2 separate regions of the Homo sapiens genome follow, and region 2 is linked to region 1. Evidence: read pairs that join two places in POLR2A ChIA-PET (ENCODE). Cell type or tissue: OCI-LY7. All regions are shown on one strand. Links, peaks and the distances in the headings refer to the core of each region. The heading gives the core; the rest is flanking DNA.

Evidence for each region. Peaks named below come from ENCODE experiments on the same cell type or tissue, not always from the same donor. Only the 100,000 strongest peaks of a DNase experiment are listed, where the experiment ranks them.
Region 2: POLR2A ChIA-PET joins it to region 1 with 6 read pairs; 6 of 35 experiments call an interaction of 5 or more read pairs at or near these places.

The regions. Positions count from the first base shown.
Region 1 is chr1:151,235,681-151,241,053 of GRCh38, reverse strand. PIP5K1A (phosphatidylinositol-4-phosphate 5-kinase type 1 alpha) reads right to left here. Exons shown (of 16, transcript NM_001135638.2): 9 at 4,291-4,496; 10 at 2,789-2,872; 11 at 1,876-1,924; 12 at 1,015-1,099. Among named protein-coding and RNA genes, the nearest start is that of PSMD4, 16 kb to the left of the region's middle. In OCI-LY7, for the core only: no CTCF peak of the experiment used is centred there; a DNase peak (open chromatin) is centred at 2,943; H3K27ac peaks cover 1,214 bases.
Region 2 is chr1:151,319,628-151,325,000 of GRCh38, reverse strand. The region is part of intron 1 of PI4KB (phosphatidylinositol 4-kinase beta); the gene reads left to right. Among named protein-coding and RNA genes, the nearest start is that of PI4KB, 5.1 kb to the left of the region's middle. In OCI-LY7, for the core only: no CTCF peak of the experiment used is centred there; no DNase peak of the experiment used is centred there.

The DNA of each region.
Region 1 (5,373 bases), core at 328-5,327:
GTAGCTGAGATTACAGGTGCTCACCACCACCCGGCTAATTTTAGTATTTTTAGTAGAGACAGGGTTTCAACACGTTGGTTAGACTGGTCTCGAACTCCTGACCTCAGGTGATCCACCTGCTTTGGCCTCCCAAAGTGCTGGGATTACAGGTGTGAGCCACCGTGCCGGGCCAAGAAAGATAACTCTTTCACTCTACATTTTCTTAGCATGTATGTGCCCAGCACTAAATAATTGATACTTGTAATTTTTATCACTTTGTAAAGATTTTTTTATCTTTTTAAAATTTGTTGTAGAGACAAGGTCTCATGATGTTGCCCAGGCTGGTTCCAAACTATCGGGCTTAACCGATCCTCCTGCCTTGGTCTCCCAAAGTGCTGGGATTATAGGTGTGAGATACTGCACCCAGCCTGGTTTTTCCATATCCCTTAAGACTGGCATGCCTAGGTCCCCTCTCCCTCGCTATGGGAATAATGATGCCTAATATGAGAAGAAGGGAAAGAGAAGCTAGAATTTGCTATGGCAGCAGCATGGAAGATTTGCAAAAAAATATTGGCACTTCCTAAACAAGAAAGTTGAGAAAAGAGACTAAAAACATGTGCTAAGCAGAAATCAGTAAATGCTTCTGTAACCACCTGAGATAGTCTAGAAGACAAAACAGAACACCATTAACCTCACTGCGTATCTCTGTACATAGGCTCTGCCTATCTCTGTGGCATGGATCCTACATCCACAACTACACATTATTTATTTATTTATTTTTTTGCAAATCCCAATTCCCCAGAAATGGTCCTCACCTCATTGACATATGCAGGAAGAGCCAAGGGGGAAACAGCAACTTGGAAATGACTATGACAGACTAACACAAAGGACAAGAAATGGCTCTCATGGGATGTAGGTGGAAGGAGAGGCCTCTGGCATTGGCAGCTCCCTACCAGAGGTGTCCTGCCCTCTGTTCTCTTGGGGTAAGGGAGCCACTGGGCAGGAGTAGGCAGTCAATTGGTAGAAACCACTTACAGGGAATCTTCTTAAATACTGTGTTGCACATGAAGCGCTGGAACCGTTCAGCGTAGAAGCCTGGGCGATGCACTGAGACAGTGTCCTGCAGAGCAGAAGAAATGCTATAGAGTTAGGAGGCCCGGCAAGAGGAACTCTAGTCCAAGGGCCATCTTCCCCCAGACTGAGCCCCTAGCAGAAGGGTAAAACCTACAGATGAAATAAACGGAAGGGGCCAGACGTAGTGGCTCACACCTGTAATCCTAGCATTTTGGGAAGCTGAGGTGGGCGGATCACCTGAGGTCAGGAGTTCGACACCAGCCTGTTCAACATGGCAAAACCTCATCTCTACTAAAAATACAAAACTTAGCCATGCATGGTGGTGGGCACCTGTAATCCCAGCTACATGGGAGGCTGAGGCATGAGAATTGCTTGAACCTGGGAGATGGAGGTTGAAGTGAGCTGAGATTGTGCCACTGTACTCCAGCCTGAGTGACAGAGCGAGACTCCATCTCAACTCAGCACTTTGGGAGGCCAAGGTAGGCGGATCACTTTGAGGTCAGGAGTTTGAGACCAGCCTGGCCAACATGGTGAAACCCATCTCTACTAAAAATACAAAAATTAGCTGGGCGTGGTGGCACGCGCCTGTGGTCCCACCTACTCGGGAAGCTGAGGCAGGAGAATCACTTGAAACTGCGAGACGGAGGTTGCAGCGAGCCGAGATCACGCCACTGCACTCCAGCCTGGGTGACAGAGTGAGACCCTGTCTCAAAAAAAAAAAAAAGAAAAAAGAAAAAAGAAAAAATTGCAAGAAACTGAGGCCAATCAGAAGTGATGGAGGCAGAAGTGTACGGTAAGAGAGCCTCTAGTATTACTACTTACTCCGTCATGTACCAGGGCTTTCCAAGAGTGCTCCAACTTCTTAACAAACCTGCAAGAAAAATGTACATCACCTACTCACGTCATTTTTAAATAAATGACCTTAATAACTTTATATTTTAGGGGGTTAAAGGGGTAATAGAAAATCTTGAAAAGACAGAAGCTGAGAAAGCACATCTACTGGTACACTGGTTTTCCCAAGAACAGGCATGGCAGTGCTGGTTCATCACAGAGACCAATGTTGTTTCTAGGTAAGTCAATTATTCCCCCCATGGGAAAAGGGCAATTTATGTCCCTGACAAATCAGGAACATGAATATTTATTATAAAAGGAGAGCTGAAGGAACAGATGGGCAAGACTGGAAAGGGTAGTTAAAACTGGATGATAATACTGAACCAACAAATCAAGTACCGTCCAGTCCTCATTAGTATTTAAAACCTTACAGGAACAAAACTGGGGTCTAACAATTCCAGCTCCTCCCTGATGATCACTCCATTGCCTCTTAGTTCCACAGTCTAATACATTTTACAGAACACAGTGACCCTCCTGTTTTTCCTCCTTGGAAAAGGGTAACGTTTCCAGTTGTATCCCCATGTGGAACATGACTCATCTCATAGGTTTTTGCAAAGAGCCAGACAGATGGCATATTCTACCCTGGTGCTTCCAAGGACTGACTCAGCTTTCCACAGAAGGTATACATTATGTCTGGGGAGATGGGGGAGGAAGGGTTATAAAGGCCGGGGAAAGAGGCAAAATCAAGGAAATAAACCATCTGAAAACTAATGAAGTAAGTAGCCAGACTGCAACTCACTGTTCTTGCTTCCGGAAGAACTTGGTAACAAACCTATCTAAAAGAGAAACGTGACTGGTTATCTGTATCCACCCTCTCTTAATTTGGGATCCATATGCTCCTCACCTGTAAGACTGTAGAATGTCAATGATGCCAATATAAAGCAGAAGCCTTTCCCCTTTACTATTCCGGGCAGGGATGCCACCCATACTGGAAAAGGCAAAAAGGAAAGGGTGAGAAAATCTGTTGGCTAGTTTAGTCAGATCAGGATGGGGAAGTGAAACCTACACATAACTGCCTCATCCTCCATAAACCAGAAGGTCAGATAATAAGTGATCAAGAAAACAAAAAGAGAAAAAAATACATTAAAAAAACAGGAGAAAATGAGATCCTTCCTCTAACCCCAGGAACTCTCTACAGTATGTATTATAATCTAGTTTTCTCCAAATCTTCTTGCCTACCTCTTCCACTCTGATTCCACCAAAGAGAATCTAAAATTGCCACTACTCAGCAATTTTGGGAATGCTCTCCTAATTAACTCAACTTCTTCAGTACTTTTGCTATCTTAATTTATGCCCACTAAGACACTCTTCTTGAGAGTCATATTACAGGATACCTTAAAAAAATGAAACAATCTAAGATATTTGTGACACTTCAGTAATTACACTTACTAGGCATGATGAAGAAGGATGCCTTCCACAAAGAAGTCTATAACAATTTTTTTTTTTTTGACACAGGGTCCCATTCTTTTTGCCCAAGCTGGAGTGCAGTGGCATGTACAGTGGCTCACTGCAGCCTTGACCTCCTGGGCTCAAGCAATTCTGCCTCATCAGCCTCCTGAGTAGCTGGGACCACAGGTGCTCACCATCACACTCAGGTAATTTTTGAGTTTTTGTAGTGATGAGGTCTCATCATGATGCTCAGGCTGATCTCAAACTCCTGGACTCAAGTGATCCGCCTGCCTCAGCCTTCCAAAGTGTTGGGATTACTGGCATGAGCCACTGTGCCCAGCCCTAATAAAGTTCTAATATAATTTGCAGACATGCATTTAAGACTATAATTTTTTAAGTCTTTAACTCTTGAACAGCTCTCCTTCCCACATATACTATAAACCCGAAATTAATCTTCTTTTCATTTTGTATTAAGAAAGCTCGTTCAAGCTCATTCTATACTTCTGTCAACAATAATGTTACTGATCCAACTGCTGAGTCAAGGCTACTCCTTTCCAGAAGCTGGGTCCCTTCCTAAAGAAAAAGTGCTGTGGCCGGGCACGGTGGCTCACGCCTGTAATCCCTGCACTACGGGAGGCCAAGGCGGGTGGATCACCTGAGGTCAGGAGTTCGTAGACTAGTTTGCCCAACATGATGAAACCCCTTCTCTACTAAAAATACAAAAAATTAGCTGGGTGTGGTGGCAGGTGCCTGTAGTCACAGCTACTCAGGAGGCTGAAGCAGGAGAATCGCTTGAACCCAGGAGGTGGAGGTAGTAGTAGGCTGAGATCGTGCCATTGCACATCAGCACATCAGCCTGGGCAACAAGAGTGAAACTAAAAAAAAAAAAAAAAAAAAAAGAAAAGAAAAGTGCTGTGGGCCTATGTTCTCCCCCCTAGTGGCCCTGAGCCCACTTACTGGTCATCAGTCTCCATGGTACCACCCCGTCGAGCCTCTCCCTGGATGGATTCCATGGCTGTGGAATACAGAGCCTTTTGGGGGGCCGGTCTTCGAGTATCAACTGAGTACTGTGTTTCACTGCTTAAGGGCTCTCGTTGTGCATGATCTATATTATGGATTGACATCAAGAGGCTGTAATCCATTATCTTGAAGCTCTGCAGCACCTAATGGAAGGAAAAAAACATGATCTGAGCCTTGGAAGAAATAAAAATATTTTTCAGGATCTCACAATTTTTTTGTTTTTTTGAGAAAGGGTATCAATCTGTAACCCAGGCTAGAGTGCAGTGGTGTGATCTCGGCTCACTGTAGCTGCAACCTCCCAGGCTCAAAATATCCACCTACTTCAGCCTCCCAAGTAGCTGGGACTACAGGCACACACCACTACACCTGCCTAATTTTTTATTTTTCATAGAGACGGTTTCACCATGCTGCCCAGCTGGTCTCTAATTTCTGGGCTCAAGGGATCTGCCTATCTCAGTCTTCCAAAGTGCTGGGACTATTGGTATGAGCCACCACGCCTGGCTTGACAGCTTTCATGATGTAATTATTTAATTTAGCCTTACAGTGAACCTGTAAGGCTAAATTTTTTTTTTTTTTTTTTTGAGACGGAGTCTTGCTTTGTCGCCAGGCTGGAGTACAGTGGCGCGATCTTGGCTCACTGCAACCTCCAACTCCCTGGTTCAAGCGATTTTCCTGCCTCAGCCTCCCAAGTAGCTGGGATTACAGGCACGTGCCACCACACCCAGCTAATTTTTGTATTTTTAGTAGAGTTGGGGTTTCACCATGTTGGCCAGGCTGGTCTCGAACGCCTGACCTGGTGATCTGCCTGCCTCAGCCTCCCAAAGTGCTGGGATTACAGGCGTGAGCCACCACGCCCGGCCTGGTTAGTCTTTATTTACATACCCTTAGCTTTCTCTCATTTGAGTTAATATAATTTTTCCAAGTCCCACTGCCTAGCCCACAAGACCATCTTTGTTCTTTCCATGTATGTCTCCATGAAGAGAACACTACCTTCTCAAAAGAACAAGGAATACATATTTG
Region 2 (5,373 bases), core at 57-5,056, 84 kb before region 1:
AAAAAAAAAAAAGCAGCTTTCCTCCTTGGAAGCATCCCCAACCAGAAATCATATTTCCTCTCATTTCCCTGCTTTCTTCTTAGAGTTGAGTCCACGCTCCATGAGAATGCTGAACACCATCCAAAGCAGCAAATTGAGATTCCTTGATTTGGGGAAGAGGTTTGGGAGGAACCCTTCAATAATTGGCATGGGACAAGAGGGGACCCAGTCCAAGTGTATTTGGGACTCGCAGTAGGGAGGAACAATTCAGAGAGAGGTGAGTGCACAGGCTGCTTTCTTTGCCATCTGTTTCAGTAGCGGCTCCCATAGCTGGCTTGGGCTGTCTGGCTGGAATCTGCTTATACCAGCTCCATGGCTCTGCACAGAGTTCTCAGCCTGAATCAATATTGACTTAACTACCATGAGACCACTGCCCTCCCTACCCTCGTGCTAGTAGCTTGAGAATGCCCTCTCCCCTAATGCCCACACTCTCTGGGCCCTTGTGTCAGCAGTTACCTGGATCCTGGTAGGGCTGGAGCTGGCTTGACTGCCTGGCCCTGAGTTTCTATAAGGAAAAAGGAGTACTCAATCTCTACCTTTACCATTGAGGTCAAAGGGGAGAGATGAGTTGAGACATCCTTAAAGAAAGGTTTGAGTTAGACATTAAGACATGAGGAGGAACTCCTCAACAGCAGAACAGGCAGTCAAAGATGATATGGAGTCTCTTTTGAGGAGCAACCTCTCTTTAAAAATTATTTTTGGGCTGGGCACCGTGGCTCATGCCCGTAATCCCAGCACTTCGGGAGGCTGAGGTGGGCGGATCACTTGAGGTCAAGAGTTGGAAACCAGCCTGGCATGTTCGAGACAACATGGTGAAACCCCATCTCTACTAAAAATACAAAAATTAGCCAGGTGTGGTGGCGTGTGCCTGTAATTCCAGCTACTCGGGAGGCTGAGGCAGAGAATCACTTGAACCTGAGAGGCAGAAGTTGCAGTGAGCTGAGATGGCGCCACTGCACTCCAGCCTGGGTAACAGAGCGAGACTCCATCTCAAAAAAAAAAAAATTTTTTTTTGAAGGAATGCATGCATTTGGTAACAAATCCAATGGTACTCAAAGAGTTTATGAAGAAAAACAGCAGTCCTGTTTCCGTTCATCCCTACTCCTGTTCTCGCAGAGTTAACCTCCTTAATTATCTCAGTGTTCTGAAGGTTATCACCATAGCTTTAGATAAAATGCTTGTTCCTCTATTTCTTTGTTTTTTTGTTTGTTTTTGTTGTTGTTTTTGTTTGTTTGTTTGAGATGGAGTCTCGTTCTGTCGCCCAGGCTAGAGTGCAGTGGCACGATCTCGGCTCACTGCAACCTCTGCCTCAGGGTTCAAGCAGTTCTCCTGCCTCAGCCTCCCGAGTAGCTGGGATTACAGGTGCCCGCCACCACGCCTGGCTAAGTTTTTGTATTTTTTGGTAGAGATGGGGTTTCACCATGTTGGCCAGGCTGGTCACGAACTCCTGACCTCAGGTGATCCACCCACCCCGGCCTCCCAGAGTGCTGGGATTACAGCGATCTCAGCTCACGGCAACCTGCGCCTCCCAGGTTTAAGCGATTGTTCTGCCTCAGCCTCCCGAGTAGCTGAGATTACAGGCACCCGCCACCATGCCTGGCTAGTTTTTTATATTTTTTAGTAGAGACGGGGTTTCACCATGTTGGCCAGGCTGGTCACAAAGTGCTGACCTCAGGTGATCCACCCGCCTCAGCCTCCCAGAGTGCTGGGATTACAGGCATGAGCCACTGCACCTGGCCATTTGTTCCTCTATTTCTTTACTTATTGTTACAAACAAGGATTTAGCTTTAGAGGATATACCTCTCATTTATATAATTATGTCATTTTTATTTCTTCTACTGGACACCTGTATAACTTTAAATAATATTTAATATATTTGAACCTTTCTTTCTTTTCCATTAACTTTTGACAGTCTCTCTTAATTCACCTTGTAGAATGAACGTCAGATATTGGTTTCCTTACCCGTTTTTCCATCTCTTGTGGATCCATCTCAAAGGACTGTGAGATGTATAAAAAAAGGATAGAGGAGACTAGTTGTGGTGGCTCATGCTTTGTAATCTCAGCACTTTGGGAGGCCTAGGCGGGAGGGTAGCTTGAGGCCAGGAAGAAGCTTTCCTCCTTGGAAGCATCCCCAACCAGAAATCGTATAGTGAGCCATGATTCCACCACTGCACTCCAACCTGGGCAACAGAGTAAGAGCCTGTCTCTTAAGAAAGAAAAAGGAAAAAAATAAAAAGGCAAGGGGTGGGGAAATAAAGGATCCTTTAAAAGGAGGAAAATTGAGCCAGCCTGCCTGCTTGGAAGCAGGGCACTAGATCAGATGATCTCTTAAAGCCATTCTATGAAAATATAAGAACATAAAAATATCAGAATTGGTGCAAACCAATCCATATTTATCTAGTCCATGGAAAAAATTTTGAAAAAGAGAATGGTGATTAACTGGGTGAGGGGATTGATTTGGGGCTCTTTACCATTCTGTCCTAGCAGAGACTGATCCAATAAGTCCTTTAATGGAGGCCAGTAGAAAGTTGTTTGCCTGGAATCTTTTGAGGTGATAAGAAATGGGGAGCTAGGTTAAGCGATAGCATCTCCTCCCCAGAGAGTCCTCTGCAGACATGTATTTTAACTGCTCAGTCACACAGAACATATGTGTATATCTTCTGTGTCTTCTCCAGCTGCTGCTCTGTGTGACCTGTAACAATTCCTTGTCACTCAGACCAGAATTCCCTACTTTGCCCAGTTGGGAGCTGTGGAACTCAGTCAGTTGTCAACTTTTCCTAGGGGCCAGCTGTTAGGCTGTGGAACAGGGGAGGCCTCTTCCATTTCCCTTCCAGTCTGACTGGAAGGAGAATTTAGGTTCCCAGTGTGAAGTGTAGAGCCTCAGTTGTCTGAACCCCCTTGAAGGCCATAGGAGTCATTTAATATTAAAAATTTAGATTGTCTTCCGTCACTTTTTTCTTATTCCTCTGACTTAGAAGGGGAAGGCTGTTGAATACAGGACTTTTTCCTTCACCTTTTCTTTTGCTTTCCAGTCCTTTCATTTTCTTTAGAACAGTTACCCTCAAAGGCTTTTTTTTTTTTTTTTTTTTAAGACAGAGTCTCACTCTGTCGCCCAGGCTGGAGTGCAGTGGTGTGATCTCGGCTCACTGCAAGCTCCGCCTCCTGGGTTCATGCTATTCTCCTGCCTCAGCCTCCCAAGTGGCTGGGACTACAGGTGCCCACCACCATGCCCGGCTAATTTTTTGTATTTTTAGTAGAGACGGGGTTTCACTGTGTTAGCCAGGATGGTCTCCATCTCCTGACCTCGTGATCTGCCCTCCTCAGCCTCCCAAAGTGCTGGGATTACAGGCGTGAGCCACCATGCCCTGCCCACAAAGGCATATTTTCTTGGCATTCAAAACTAAATGAAGCAAGCTGGGCATGGTGGCGGGTGTCTGTAATCCCAGCTACTTGGGAGGCTGAGGCAGGAGAATCGCTTGAACCTGGGAGGCGGAGGTTGCGGTGAGCCAACATTGCGCCACTGCACTCCACTCCAGCCAGGGCAACAGAGCAAGACTCTGTCTCAAAAAAATAAATAAAATAAAAATAATAGTAATAATAAATAGCTAAAGCAATTTAACCCTATTCCCTACAACACCTTCTTCTCCATATGACTTGCTTCAGATGCAGGCAGTGCCTGGGTTCCTGAGAGGCCAGGGAAGAGACCCAGCTCCAGTTTGGTGGTTTCTAGTGGTAGAGCTGCTTATATAGGAGAGGAGTCTGTTTTTTCCTGCACCTCTCAACACTGTCTAGCTCCCTGAGGAGTAAAAGCTGCCGGGAGGGAGAGTCTGTTCAGTAGCAAAATCCTCTGAATACTGTGATGTGATTCTTAGCTGAGCCCTGGGAGTTTTTCTTTTGTCTGTGAGATAAAAGAGGTGATAGTATCCTTATTTGCCTTCCTGGTGCCAGTAATAATCCCAATCGTAGTTAATTGGGGCAGGCATCTGCTAAATTTTCTAGTGAGGTCTGAGACACTATTATGTGGGAGAATGTCTGAACTGTATTTCCCTTGAAAGTTTTGAAAAGTGTACTTCTAGGAGCTTTCAGTGACTTAAAAGTCTGTGGACTAGAGGGAGAGGAAAGGATGTACCAAACATAGAGACTGAGAAAAAGAAGTTGATTGTTTAAGATGATTGAGGCTATCACATGAGTTTCTAAGCAGACCTAAAAGGTAGTGGTCCCCGTTGAATCGGTGACCCTCTGATGAGAGTGCCCTACGAAGGTGTGGCAGGGAATGATTAAAGCTTCCTTCTTATTATTCCTGTGCAACTCACAGTTGCGAGTAGGGACAGATCCACATAGGCAGCCATGCTGGTTCTACTGCTCAGAGGGCACTACCTAATTTTGGGAGAGAGCATAGTGAAAGAGTTGCCACCTTCTTACCAATACCAAGCTCAATCTGCATCAGGGATATTAAATTCAGGAATGAACTTGCTTGGCAGAGTTGGCAGAAAGAAACAGAAATAGCCTTTTTTGGTGATCTCTGAGAACAGAAGAGTTCCCCATCCGTCTTTCTGCAAAACTTTAGTGGTGACTGCTGGGAGGCAGGGAGCTGGACTATATGATATTGGGCAGTTAAAAGTAACCTGGGGCCGGGCGCGGCAGCTCACACCTGTAATCCCAGCACTTTGGGAGGCCGAGGTGGGCAGATCACGAGGTCAGGAAATCGAGACCATCCTGGCTAACATGGTGAAACCCTGCCTCTACTAAAAATACAAAAAATTAGCCGGGCGTGGTGGCGGGCATCTGTAGTCCCAACTACTTGTGAGCCTGAGGCAGGAGAATGGCATGAACCCGGGAAGCGGAGCTTGCAGTGAGCCAAGATTGCACCACTGCACTCCAGCCTGGGCGACAGAGCGAGACTCCGTCTCAAAAAGAAAAAAAAAGTAACCTTAACATTTCAGACGTACAAGAACAGACACTGGAAGGGTGGTGGTGGAAAACAGCCTCCCAGAGGGACTAAAGAATCTCTAGGCCTCCTTATTCCACCTACCCAAAGTATATGCATCCAGGGTCACCGGGGTTGAAGGTGATGTCACTAATATTTTGAAATTACCTGTATTCCAACTCTACAAAATCTTTCCTCTTGCTCATGCTCTTGAGTGTGTCTTAGACTCACTCTATTAGCATTTTTGTGAAGAGGCCTCTGAGTCTGAGTCCTTTGTTAGCTATAGTCAGATTCTGGAGCCAGGTTGATCTGATGAAATTTCCCCAGTTCTGCACTGATTCCAGATTTGGTGAGGCTCTGAAGGATTGTTCTTGGAGAGCAGTGGCTTTGGTCAGCAGTGTTCTTTC